Regions from separate parts of the Mus musculus genome. Here region 1 is linked to region 2. A link is a contact called in ENCODE Hi-C or POLR2A ChIA-PET data. All regions are on one chromosome and are shown on one strand. Each heading gives the region's core, a stretch centred on a gene start or an enhancer-like site at or near the end of the contact. The rest is flanking DNA. Distances are from core to core; before and after follow the strand shown. Region 1 holds the start of Ppp1ca (protein phosphatase 1 catalytic subunit alpha). Region 2 holds the start of Coro1b (coronin, actin binding protein 1B).

Region 1 (6,426 bases), core at 666-3,165, 44 kb before region 2:
ACCAGGTCTACAAAGTGAGTTCCAGGACTGTCAGGGTTTTACCCAGAAAGCCAGTCTCAAAAACAAACGGGGGTGTGGTAATCTCCCCTAATAAGCGATATCCAAGATGAGATTCAAGGAGCGCTATTCCAGGGAACTGAGAAGAGTTCTGTTAACTTTACAAGGCCCCTAAGGATGTGGCCCAAGAACCCAAGCACAGACCCACAACCACTCTCACCCCCGTGGCAGCAGAAGATCTTCTCATCCACAATGGCTGCAATGGGCAGGCAGTTGAAGCAGTCAGTGAACGTCTTCCACAGTTTGATGTTGTATCTTCTCTTGCCTGCGCAAAAGGAAGCGGCTCATAGGGAAGACTACACCCCCAACCCCCAACCCCAGTCTAGGTTTCTGTGCACCCATCCAGGGACAAAGCTGAGAAAAAAAGACCGAAAAGCAAAGAAAGCTTACATTCTTCTCTTTGCTCTACCCTCATCTACCTTCCAGAATTCCAACACCTGAACTCGTCTGGCCCAACCATGATGGTGGTACCCACTCTGGTCCCATGGATGAGGCCAAACCAGGAGTGGGTCTGTTTTATTCATACAGGCATCCTAAATGTTTACTAAGGAATGTACTAGAAGGGGGTGTCATCAGGCAGGGCTGTGGCTTTAGCAAATGGGCAGCCCTGCATGTACATCCATTCACCAGGCCCCTCCTGAGCGCCAAGGACGACAGACGTGTTGCTGGGGCCCTACAGGGCTCATCATTGGGGGTCTTTTGGCACTAGACCAATGTAGGGGGCCCATGAAGAGCAGGGAATGTAGTTCTGGGCAGACAGCAACATTCAAAGCACTTACATTCATCATAGAAGCCATAAATGCGGTTGATGCTGGCACACTCATGGTTCCCACGAAGTAGAAAGAAATTCTCCGGGTATCTGATCTTATAGGCCAGCAACAGGCAGATGGTCTCCAAAGACTGCTTGCCCCGATCTACATAATCCCCCAAGAAGAGGTAGTTGCTCTCTGGAGGGAAGCCACCATACTCAAACAGCCGTAGAAGGTCATAGTACTGGCCATGGATGTCACCTGGGAACCAGAGAAAACTAGGTAGGTGCAAGATGTAAACTTGACCCCAGGGCCAGCAATAGGTTAAAGGGTGGAGGAACACGGTTAATGGGGCACGAGTAGGGGCTATTTTCAGGAAGCAAAAGGGTTCTGTGCAAGGATTTACCACAGATCTTGAGGGGCGCCTCAAGCTCCAGAAGAATGGGCTGGCTCAGGAAAATCTCCCGGGATTTGAGGCACAGACCACGGATCTCGTTCTCTGTCAGCTGCACGTTCTTCCCAGGCCGTGAGCCCTGCACTGAGTACGGAATAGGGTCTTGGGACCCTGACCTCGCAGACCGGACGAGGGTAGGTGTCGCGCCCCCCTAACAGGGGCAACTGTTGCAAGTGAGCCCCCACCCCCTCACCCCGAAACCTTTGCGTCAGGCCTTCAAAGGCAAGATCCGACCCCTTAGCCACCCGGAGGGCCTCCAGAGAAACGCCTGTGCTCAGCAGCCTGTCAGCCGAAGCTTCCTCGCTTCGGGATCCCTTCCCAGCTAGCTTCGCAGGAGCCTCACCCTGAGTCCCGGGCACTCGTGCACCCCCGGCCTCTGAGCGCGCTCCAAAGCCCAGGCGCCCGCGGGGGGGGGGGGTGCCGTGGCCATGGATCCTCACGGCCTGTCCCCGCCCAAGCGACGCTAGCCCCCGGGAGCGGCGGGCCGCCCGCGCGCCACTTCCAGACGGCGAGGGGCCCGGGCTCGGCGCGAGCGCACCTTCCCTACCCCTGCCCACCTTCCAGCAGGCGCCCGATGATGGAGTCCAGGTTGAGCTTCTCGCTGTCGGACATGGCGGCGCCGCCGCTCCGGCCCACCAGCTCCGGGCCCTCTCCTGCCTCCCGCCCTCTTACAGCCTCCTTCCGGCCTGGCTCTCCTTCCGCCCTCCCCAGCCCGCCCCCGGCCCGCCGCCCCTCCTCTTCGGTCGACCGCCCCGCCCCGCCCTGCCGCGTCCGTAGTTCCCCGCTCTCTAGCGCCTCCCCTGGACGGGAAGCTCCGCAGCCCGAGAGGGCCTCGGGCGAGCGGGCGGGGCTGGCAGGGGTGGTGAGCCGGGGTTCGGTAGGGCGGGGTTAGGTCGGCTCCACCCTGGAGGAATCGCCCTGCCGCGTTCAGATGAGTTAGGGCCGGAAGTACTGTAGGAATTGTTTTTCTCTTTCCAAGTCTCTCCCACCCCAGCCCTGCGTGGGACTGTGGTATGAGCATGTTAATCGCTGACTTCTCAAACACTAAATAAATTCCTCGAAGTGCAGAAAAAGAAACTAAGGCTTAATGATACTGAGAGTGGGCTCCAGACCTCCGGAGCCTCACATTCACCTCCATCTTTATGGCCAGACCCATGAACACCTGCTACTGAACTCTAAGCAGTGTTTTGGTCCAGGTTGCCTTGGTGCCTGCTACGTCCATTTTTTTTCCATAAGTGATGTAATACGTTGTATCTCGTTCATGTTGTAAGTCCTTTGTAGAGTACTTGGACTTGTCTAGCATGTGCAAGGCCTGAGGTTCCAGCTCCGGCTCTGGAAGGAACATTAAAGTAGGCTTGGTGTCGTAAACCTATAATTCCAGTGCCTGAAATTCCTGCACTCAGGAGTCTGGACACAGGAGGATCAGAAGTTCAGGGTCATCTCCTGTCTGGGCTACATAAGACCCTGTTCTCACACTACCCCTTCACTCTCAAAACAAAACAAAACAAAAAACCCGGGGCAGGGGGTTGGAGGGGTGGGATGACATTAAAGGATAATTATTATTGGAACCATAAATTGGTTTTACTTGGTAAAACTGAAGGTGGCCTGTCATCTTCAATTTGGGCCAGCCAGGGAATCAATACACCCAGCATCCTCTGGATGGGAGGAGGTCGTGGCTCTGGCACTAGGGCAAGCAGGAAGAACCTCACAGAGGAAGGGGGGAGTCCCCCCACCAGGGAGGGGCCCCCAGCAAGCTGCTGAGCTGAGACTGAGGAGGAAGTGAGAAGAAGAGGTGAGGTGCAGCAAGGAGGTGAGCCGGGCTGCTGGGGTAGGGGCCAGGCTTGGGGCTGGGGCTCTGCACAGAGACTTGGTCTCAGGGTCTACCCGACTCCCCAGCAAAAGAGGGGGCTTAGTCCCCTGTGACTGAGGACTGGTGGCTGGAATCCCCAGCCTGAGTCTGGCTGTTCACACTGGCTCTCTGTATGTCTTGCAGCCTGTGACACTGGGGTCCAGGGCAGAATGGCCCAGGCCCTGGGAGAGGACTTGTTATCAGAACTACAGGATGATTCTAGCTCCCTAGGGTCTGACTCAGAGCTGAGTGGGCCCAGTCCATATCGCCAGGCTGACCGTTATGGCTTCATTGGGGGCAACTCAGGTGAACTGAGGTGAGTGAGGCATGGGTAGGGGAGAGAGTAGGGTCCAGAGACTGAGGACACTAGCCCAAAACTCAGCTGCTGGTGTCACTGCTCGGTTCCGCGTGGTGGGGTGGGGGTGGGGGTGGGGTGTGCTTTATCTCTTTATCCTCTGACGATCTGTACCTTCCCCTAAAGCTGAACATCCTTTCCCTTTTAACCTCTGGTCCAAGAACCCCAGATGGAAATTTGGATGTCTTCTCTTCTCCAGGTTTCCCTTACACAGTTAATCACAGACAGAAACTTGACACATCGCACAGCAGATCAGAAAAAGAAGCAGATTCAGACTCAGGACTTCAGGCTTCCAGTCCAGGGCACTATCCACCCAGCTTCCCCTATGAGTTAGCTCTGTCTCTGTTTTAGGGGACAGCCAAATAGACCTACCCTAAATACCTCCTCATCCCATTAGTCTTTCCAGCTTCTATCCCTTTATTCCTGTTTGTTTGTTTGTTTGTTTGTTTGTTTGTTTCAAGACAGGGTTTCTCTGTATAGCCCTGGCTGTCCTGGAACTCACTCTGTAGACCAGGCTGGCCTCGAACTCAGAAATCTGCCTGCCTCTGCCTCCCGAGTGCTGGGATTAAAGTGCTCCACCACGCCTGGCCAGTTTCTATCCCTATTGAAACCCAAATCCCCTTCCTTTACCTTTGATACTGTGTCTGTTGTGTGCCTCCAGGCTTTGTCAACCCTCTGCAGACCTCATCCGCCAGCGAGAGATGAAATGGGTGGAAATGACCTTACACTGGGAGAAGACCATGTCCCGACGATACAAGAAGGTAAGGAAAAAGAGGTGTACATACACTGGTTCCCAAAGTTCTCAATCCCCCTGCTTCTGCTTCCCAAGTGGACTCTTGACCAAAGAAAAGCTGTGCTTAGAGCTGGGCAATGGTGGCGCACACCTTTAATCCTAACACTTGGGAGGCAGAGGCAGGCGGATTTCTGAGTTAAAGGCCAGCCTGGTCTACAGAGTGAGTTCCAGGACAGCCAGGGCTATAAAGAGAAACCCTGTATCCAAAAACCAAAAAAAGAAAGGAAGGAAGGAAAAGACCGAAAGAAAGAAGCAAGCAAGCTGTGCCTGAGAGCAAGAGAGCAGAAGAAACCCTAATGCATCTGACCTCACCCACAGGTAAAGATCCAGTGCCGCAAGGGCATCCCCTCAGCCCTGCGTGCCCGGTGTTGGCCCCTCCTGTGTGGGGCCCGGATGTGTCAGAAGAACAACCCTGGCACCTACCAGGTAAGAAAGTTGGCAGGATCTTTACTACCCCTTCTCAGAGCTCCCTGCCACCTGACCCTCCATATCTCCCTTCCTCCCACCAACAGGAGCTGGCAGCAGCCCCCGGGGACCCGCAGTGGATGGAGACCATTGGCAGAGACTTGCACCGTCAGTTTCCTCTGCATGAGATGTTTGTGTCACCCCAGGGACACGGGTACGAGGCCAGGGATACCCACGCTCCTCATGCTAGATTCTTTAGTTCTACTTTTACATCCTTGGACGAGGGAGACTCTGGCCTGGGCAGAGGCCACAGAGGGCAGGCAGGGGGATGCCTGGGAGGCTAGCCTTAATGAGCTCTTTTGGCACAGGCAGCAGGGGCTGCTGCAGGTTCTCAAGGCCTACACCCTGTACCGGCCAGAGCAGGGATACTGCCAGGCTCAGGGACCTGTAGCTGCTGTGCTGCTCATGCATCTACCCCCAGAGGTGAGTGACCTTGACCCTGCTCTGAGACCCTCAACCCCTAGTGATCTGAGACACCCCCCCCCAACCCCAGGTACTGGACCTCAGAAATATGTGTTCCTTTACTTCAGGCACTGTTCTTTGTCCAAAGCCTCATGTCCACCAATCTCAGTAACCATTAAGTCTGTTATTCTTTTTTTTTTTTTTTAAATCTGTTATGCTTGATCTTGACTTTTACCGCAGTGATCTAGGAGTCTGGAACATTTTCCCTTTAACATTTTGCATGTTGACCCTGAACTCTGTACTAAGGCCAGGCTTGCCAGGAGCACCCCTCGCATTGGCTTTCCCTATCTTCTCATTTGTGGCACTGGGGATCTGGAGCGTTACGGCCTTGGCCCTGGGTGGGCGTGGGGGGAACCTAAATGACCTTAGGATTCTGGGTTATAAACTCTGAAAGCCTCCCAACTTTTGCCTTGTGGCCCTCAAATAAAGAACCCCAGGCCCTGGGATTTCCAACTTCTCACCTCCAGGATAGGGCAGGCTCTGAGCAGGGTGGAAGTGGCATGAATGCAGGCCCCTGTGCCTGTCCCCATCCCTCCTCCCACTCTGTGGACAATTCCTTAATGAGTACTCACAGGCCTGTGCCCTGCCCTCAGGAGGCCTTCTGGTGCTTGGTGCAGATCTGCGAGGTCTACCTCCCTGGCTACTATGGGCCCCACATGGTGAGAGGCTGGGTCGGGAGGTGGAAGATGGACAGTGGGGGATCTGAAGCTTGGGGTCTGGGAGTGGAGGTCTGCAGCATGGGCTAGCCAGACTGATAAGGAGCCTGGCTGTAGGAGGCCGTACAGCTGGATGCTGAAGTGTTCATGGCCCTTCTGAGGCGGCAGCTCCCACGAGTGTACAAGCACCTGCAGCAGGTAGGCGTCGGCCCCCTGCTCTACCTGCCTGAGTGGTTCCTGTGCCTCTTCACTCGGTCGCTGCCCTTCCCCACAGTACTGCGCATCTGGGATGCCTTCCTCAGTGAGGGTAAGTGTGGCTGAGGGGCTAGCTCACGTTTCTGAATCTGCAGAGCTTGTTGTTCCCACTATCAGCCCTTTTGGGACCTTCTGTCACGTGGACCTGAGTGTGTCTGTGGAGAAAACAGACCATCTCATGGGCACAGTCTCAGAGTGATGAATGAGGGCCTCTACGTTGTCACAAACAGCACCGTGGGAGGCTGAGAGCAAGGATAGGAAAGTCCCTGATGGGTTTGGGGTCTGTGTGCAGGAACTGGGTTGGTCAAAGCACATATTGTGGAATGTGAGC
Region 2 (6,592 bases), core at 1,976-4,475:
CCAGCTTAGCCGCCACACTCTGAGCTTCCACCTTGGATGCGGACAACCTGGCTCCTACTCTTTGTCTGACCCCCCCCCCACGCCCCCCCCCCTCACAAAGACATCCTTGAATAAAGTCTGCCTACAAATGACCGCCCCAGAGGACTTTAATACCTGGCAATTTCACACTTGCTGACCTCCAAGCCCCTCTTAGGCATGCTGCCCATACCCCTCTGGGGTTCTTTGCTGGTAAATGTATTCAGGAAGTGGATGTAGGGGGGCTCATCTGTGATCTCAAAGTACCGGATGCTGGAATCGCCCTGCAGGAATAAGGAAGTCCAGCACTTAGCCAGGGCCTTCCATTATGCTCAGCCTAAGTTTGCTGCCCACCCAGCCTCACCTTGCCACAGACATAGACCACACTGGTGTCTGGGTCATAAAAGGGCAGTAGAGCCCCATTGCTTGAATCCAGCTCCTGCAGGGCCATGGGCTCCTCAAGGTTTTCCTAAGTACATGAGGGACAATTGGGTCGAGTCAGCATCCTCTCCTTCCGAGCACTGCTAGACTGGCCTCGGCCGGTCTCACACCAGTCAGCAACACTCCTCAGCATGCTAGCGGTTTTCTCCATCTCCAGGGCCCACTTCCCAGCCTTCTCCAGGCCTCAAGACTACTCCCAAACTAATGGGCAAGTGTTGAAGACATCTGGCCACAGGAAGGGTGGGGGCCCAGGTGGTACCAGCCCAGGCCTCAAGAGGACCCTCAGAGCACACTGCTAAGGGACAGTCTCTCTACCCAGGGACTGGAAGCTCTAAGGAGAAGGGTACCTTTATGGTTTGCGCAAGCAAAAACTAAGGATGTGGGAGGCAGTGGGGGAGTGCTAGGGAGAGCCAGGGAGCTGGAAACAGGGAAGGGAGGGATGGCAACGTCCCGGGAGTCTCAAGAGCCAGGCTGAGAATCCAAGCAGTACAGACAGACGTCTCCATGCTAATCTGTCTGCCAGGCCCAGGGAGGAATATGCTAGGGTGAGGCCCAGGTCACAAGCCTGCCCGCCTTAGGCTTGCTACATCACTCACTGGGTCCCAGAGCGCCAGCTGCCGTTCACTCATGCGGCTGAAACCTGTGGTGAACACCTTCCCGTCAGCTAGAAAGATGGCCCGCATGGGCCGGGCCCCCTCGTGAGCCTTTTCACGTTCCTGTAGGATGGACAGGTGGTCAGTACAGTGCAGATCAAGGCCCTGAGTCTGGACATTGTCATATTTGCCCTTTGGGGATACCTACTGCCACCAGGGTGCCCCGCCTAGGATCGATGATTCGGACGCTCTTGTCCTTGCAAGCTGAGCAAAAGAGGCTGCCATTGTGGTTCCAGCTCACGTTGTAGATGAGGTCGGGGTGCAAGCTGTCCAGACGGTACAGCTCCTCTGCAGTGCCCACATTCCAGATAAGTACCACATTGTCACAACCTGATGGGCAAGCGGTCATCAGCTCAGGTAGCCAGGCATGCACTCGTAGGACCATCAGCCCACTAGGCCCACTCTGCCCCCGCCTCTTGAACTGATCCGGGCCACCATCTTTGCAGGCATCACTTCCCCTGTTAGACTGGCCTGTGAGAGGCTGCTGAACATTCCAGGATCATCCTGGAGAAGGGCGGAGAGCAAGGGGTAGGTATGGGATGGTGCAAACCTGCACTGAGAAGCACATTTCGGGCTGTGGGGTGCCAGGTGATAATGCCCACGCGCTTGGTATGCCCCTCGAGCACCACTACTGGCTCTGTCAGAGGGGAGGTCAGCCCATTTTCTGGAATCTGCCATACCTGCGGTAGGGAGACGGAGCATGGGCTCAGGCCTGTGCTTGCCCCTGCTGCCAGCATCCTTCAGCCACACCCTGAGACCCTGACTTGAACGGTCCTTTGCTCACCATGACAGTGCAGTCCTCTGATCCACTGGCAATGACTTCATCATTGTGGGGACACCAGTCAATATCCAGAACAGGCCCCGTGTGCCCACACACTGTCGGGTAGGCCTTGTCAATGCGGCCCGTCTGTAGTCATGAAGAGCAGTCAGAGAAGAACCCAAAGTCCCGACCTCCATTCCTCCCAGTATCTATGGGCCCTCCAAGGTGCAAGAATAATGTGACTGCCCTGGTTCCTGGTGGCCCAGATGTGTCTGCTCCACCCAGCATATGAGGAAATGCCTGCTGCAGCCTCTTATCCACACTTGGTGGCAATAAACACTTTTTCTACTTCCATCAACAATCCATCAGTAGCCACGGGCCAAGAAGTGGCACAAACTGCCCTGCCCACAGGTGTGACCAGAGTGTCCTCAGATGTCCTCTCCACCCTGACCCGCTGAGGCCCACCTTGTTTAGAGGAAGCACCATAAAGGCGCCTCCACCACTGGCTTCCACAATCACTGCCAGGAACTTGGGGTTGACTGCGCAGAAGGTGCTGTCCCAGGTAACTCGGGACACTCGAATGTCCTCATAGCACTGGTCATTCTTGACCGGCTGACCGAATACATGCCGGAATTTGCTCTGCCGCACAACTTTTCGGAAGGACATGTCTGTGAGGGCAGAGACACCTGAATCAGCTCTGCTCTCCAAAGAGACACACAGAGCATGTCACCAGGAAATTGGTCCAGCGTTAGCTGGGAGTCTCTATTTCCCCAGTTATAGAAAGGGCTCATAGGTGCAGACCAACACTCTCTGCCTCCCCATCCCCTCCCTGGCTAGGGGTCTGAGTGTGTGTGTGCTGCTGAAAGGGAGACAGAATTTAGATCTTCTGTAGGTCCCAGATGGTTCCAAGGCGCTTTCCACACCCAGAGTTTGAAGGCTGGGTGATGGGGAGAAGAGGCAGCAAAAGGGGTTGGTTGGTCTAGCAAGGCCGCAGCTCAGTCCCGGGGACTGTGCAAAGAGCTGCAGAAGTCGGGCCTAGGGACCCTGGCTGAACAGGGGTCGAGGATACTGCCAGGTCCTCAAAGTGGCCTTGGAGCACGGTCCAAGTGAACCAGGAACCCAACTTCCAAAGATCCCAGCCCAGAAAGGGAGAGAGGGGCGGCTGGGGGGTGGGAGGGAGTCGGGAATGAAGGTGGGGCGAGGCGCTCTTCCGGCTCGCGCCCCCTGCCCCAGGCCCACGTCTGCGCCCCTAGTCCGTCCCTGCCGCTCTCACCGCTCACCGCTCACCGCTCTCCGCTCCCCAGGGGCGCCGGGGACTGCGGCGGCGACCTCGGGCGGCTCCGGATCCCGGCCTCTGGGAAGCAGGAAGCGGGAATCAGGAAGTGATAGCCGAGGGAGGCGGGGGCGGGGCAAGGTCACGCGCAGAAGGCGGGGCTTTAGGATGTCCCGCCCACGGGGCAAGGCCTAGTCGCCAGGCCCTGGGCTGCTTGTTGAAAGGGGCGGGCCTGCTTGGAGCCGCGGGTACAGACTGTGCGAGTCTCTTGAGGTGGGGTGAAGCCTGCCCTCTGATTTCCCTACCCAGTTCTACCCAAAAGTATTCTCTCGCTCCGCCTCCAATGTTTTCACGTGTTTTTTGTTTTGTGTTTGAGACAGGTTGTTACTCTGCATACTTGCTGGCCTGGAACTAGCAAAGAACTTACAGATATCTGTGCAAGGATTAAAGGCATGTGCCACCACACCCTGCCATAGGTATGGGTTTTAAAGTTGGGGGGTTCCTGATGTCAGATATGTACATTGAAGAGGTGAAAGGCAATCTCTTACATCTTGATGGACTCCTGTGGCTCCTGCTCTGGCTTAGAGAAAATCGAAGTAGAGGATGACAGTGGATCCCATGCATAATGCATGTCCTTTCTCTCCTCCATCCCATCAGAGCCTGGATTTGCCTCCTCATATTTGCCCTATCTCCTCTCATCCTGGAGGACGTAGGTGTCCCTGTTAGGACCCACTGTAGTAAGAGAACACTATTCCTCTGTGTCTACCTCCAGTAACCAGTGGTGATACGAGGCCGTCTTTCCCAGAAAGGGAAGAGGGACGTGGGAAGAGGCAGGGCAGAGGTAAAGGTGCTTTGTTTAGCCTTCATGAGGCCCCAACTGTGTGTGGGAGGCTAAGTGGACTTGTGTCCCACCTCAGTGGTCACTATACTCTGAAGAAACAGGCCTAGAGAGGACAGGTGCTTGATTGAGACCTCCCAGCTGGGATTCAGCCCAACTTTGTTATTTCCAATGTCTTGGGATTTCTCACTGTTTGTAAAACCTGGAGCTAGGGAGGCAGGAGTGTGGCTTGACTTGGGTAGCAGATGTTCACAGGGAAGCCCATATGATGCCAGGTGGCTACAGTTCTAAGTACCACCCCCACCCCCCACATCACCCCACTTCAAATAAAATCCATAGTTCCATGTTCCTATGTCAGAATTCCTGTCTGACCCCAGGGCACCCAGCACTGTCCCCTCTCAGCACGTGTCCCAGTGACAGCAAACCTCAGTTCCCACCTCAGGCTAACACATCCTGCTCCCTTCTTCCTTCTGGAAGCTCTTCCTAGCCTTGGGAAGGCTTCATCCCTCAATGACCCCAGGCCTCAAGTGTCACTTCCCCTGTGGGTCTTTCTGAGCTCTCCTCTCACCCAGTTCTTCCTGTTCCTGGTTCCCATTAATCGTTCTTAGTCCCAGATGCTACATTGTGTAATTATTTGGCACCCTGCTAAGATTCATGCCAGCAAAGGAAAGACAGGGACTTTGTCTTGTGCACTCCCCTTATCCCCCAGCCTCCACCCTGCCTTCCAGTGCCCAGAGGGAGACCCAGCCAGCACCCAGCGTGAGACCACTTCATGCTGGGTGAGCGAATGAGCAGCAGAGCTGAATATAGAATTGCAAAATATTCCTATTCACAGCTCTCAGAACCAACACCTGGCTCCTTTGAAGAGGCACAGGCATCTCACCTGGAGGGGGAAGGCGGACACACACACACACACACACACCCCGCAGTATGTTGCCTGAGCTGGGGACTGTTTTGAGACTGAAGTCTCTCCAAACCTGTGCTGTGAGCCCCTAGGAAGCCCCTTATCTTGTAAAACCTTCTTTTTGAGTAGCAATTCTCCCACGTGGGAAAGGCTCCCTTTGAGAACCGTGGAGGTGGGGCCCTGAGAGATGGGGTGGGCTAAAGTTGGAGGTGGGGAAGTTTTATTCTCTGACCTGTCTGCGGTGTTGAAAAGGCTTCGAGGCCCCTATTAGGAGAAGGGAGCAGAGTGCCCCAAAGGAGACAGACATTAGGCTCTGCCCTTAGAGCCTGTGAAGTCCAGCGAACAACATGGGGAGGAGGTCATTTCCTGTGGAGGAGACACCATGACTGTGTAAGGGGACATATAATTGGCTCCCAGGCTACTCGCCGGGAGGAGGGCTCTGGCTCTAGGCCTCACTGGGTCTCAGGGTGCTCACGCGTGTATCAGATAATGGCCGTCAGTGACTGAAGGCTTGTTTTCTACCAAGGAACCTCCTTACAAATGGGCAGATTAAGTCCCCAAGAACTTTGTTGAAGGCCACACAGTCAATGAGTGGTGGAGACAGGGCCCAAACCCTTAGAGATGCCCTGGACCCTATCCATGGTCTCTAAAACGAAAGGCTGTCCAGAAAGCTATCTGGTAAATGTTCACTAAATACTTGTTAGAGCAATTAATTCAACAAATGCTTCAGAAATCTCTCTCCCACTGGCTTTAGTGCCTCTGGTGTTTGAATAAGAATGGCCTCCATAGGCTCGGATATTTGAATGCCTGGTCACCAGGGAGTGGAACTCTTTGATAAAGATTAGAAGGATTAGGAGGTGTGGCCTTGTGGGAGGAACTGTGTTCATTCACTCTGCCTGTGATTGGGTAGTGCGGGGGTTGGGGTGGATCTCTAGCACTGTGCCTGCCACCCCTGCTACGATGCTCATGAATTAAGCAAGTTCCCAATCCCATGCTTTCCTTTATGAGAGTTGCCTTGGTCACGGTGTCTCTTCACAGCAATAGACTCGTGAGTGACTAAGACAGGGCCAATAGTTCCTTCATGCTACCAGTGTGATTTGAAACTGCCTGGGCCATTCTGTGGCATTCTCGTGTAGCCACAGGCAAGAGAACATACGCTCCATTATTTTGTAGTGCTGGTGACTGAGCCCAGGGCCTTGAGGATTTTAGACAAGCACCCTACTGTGGAACTGTATCACCAGCCCTTTCTTTTCTTTAGATTTATTTAATTTAATTTATATGTGTATCTGTCTGTATATGTAGGTGCCCATGGAGGGATGTTGGATCCCCTGGAGCTAGAGTTTCATGAGTGTAAGTTGCCATATGTGGGTGCTGAGAACCAACGTTGGTCCTTTACAAGAATATTTTCTTCTCTTAGTTGCTAAGCCATTGCTCCTGTCCCACGAGCCTTCGCCGTTTTGATCCAGGGTCTCACTATGTAGTCCAGGCTGGCTTTGAACTTATGAGACTCTTGCCTTGGCGTCTTGAGTGCTACGATTACAGGAGTGAGCCACACCCAGCACATTTCCCCCATCATACGGATCAGAAAAAAATGACATTAAGAAATGATAATGCAGTTGCCTGTGCAGCCTGCCACCTTGCCTTTCTAAGATGCAGGCATCCTAGAAGCGAAGCATAAACCACCCCCCACCCCCGTTGGGGACATCTG

What was found. Hi-C counts contacts between places; a loop is a spot of excess contacts on that map. ChIA-PET counts read pairs that join two places held with the same protein, here RNA polymerase II (POLR2A).
Region 1: a loop to region 2 is called in a map of heart, with 5 times the contacts of the local background. The contact joins the promoter of Ppp1ca here to the promoter of Coro1b in region 2. A Hi-C loop is called at or near these places in 2 of 37 maps with a recorded cell type or tissue (heart and regulatory T cell). POLR2A ChIA-PET finds 5 or more read pairs at or near these places in 3 of 5 experiments (Patski and embryonic stem cell).

The regions. Positions count from the first base shown.
Region 1 is chr19:4,187,663-4,194,088 of GRCm38, reverse strand. It overlaps Ppp1ca (protein phosphatase 1 catalytic subunit alpha), which reads right to left and starts at 1,915. Exons shown (of 7, transcript NM_031868.2): 1 at 1,818-1,915; 2 at 1,213-1,344; 3 at 837-1,067; 4 at 218-322. The coding sequence starts at 1,872. It overlaps Tbc1d10c (TBC1 domain family, member 10c), which reads left to right and starts at 3,042. Exons shown (of 10, transcript NM_178650.3): 1 at 3,042-3,070; 2 at 3,254-3,425; 3 at 4,126-4,225; 4 at 4,576-4,683; 5 at 4,770-4,876; 6 at 5,031-5,145; 7 at 5,778-5,843; 8 at 5,958-6,147. The coding sequence starts at 3,280.
Region 2 is chr19:4,145,287-4,151,878 of GRCm38, reverse strand. It overlaps Coro1b (coronin, actin binding protein 1B), which reads right to left and starts at 3,225. Exons shown (of 11, transcript NM_011778.3): 1 at 3,143-3,225; 2 at 2,335-2,537; 3 at 1,894-2,016; 4 at 1,660-1,789; 5 at 1,258-1,439; 6 at 1,053-1,172; 7 at 380-484; 8 at 154-299. The coding sequence starts at 2,535. It overlaps Gpr152 (G protein-coupled receptor 152), which reads right to left. Exons shown (of 2, transcript NM_206973.2): 2 at 6,138-6,592.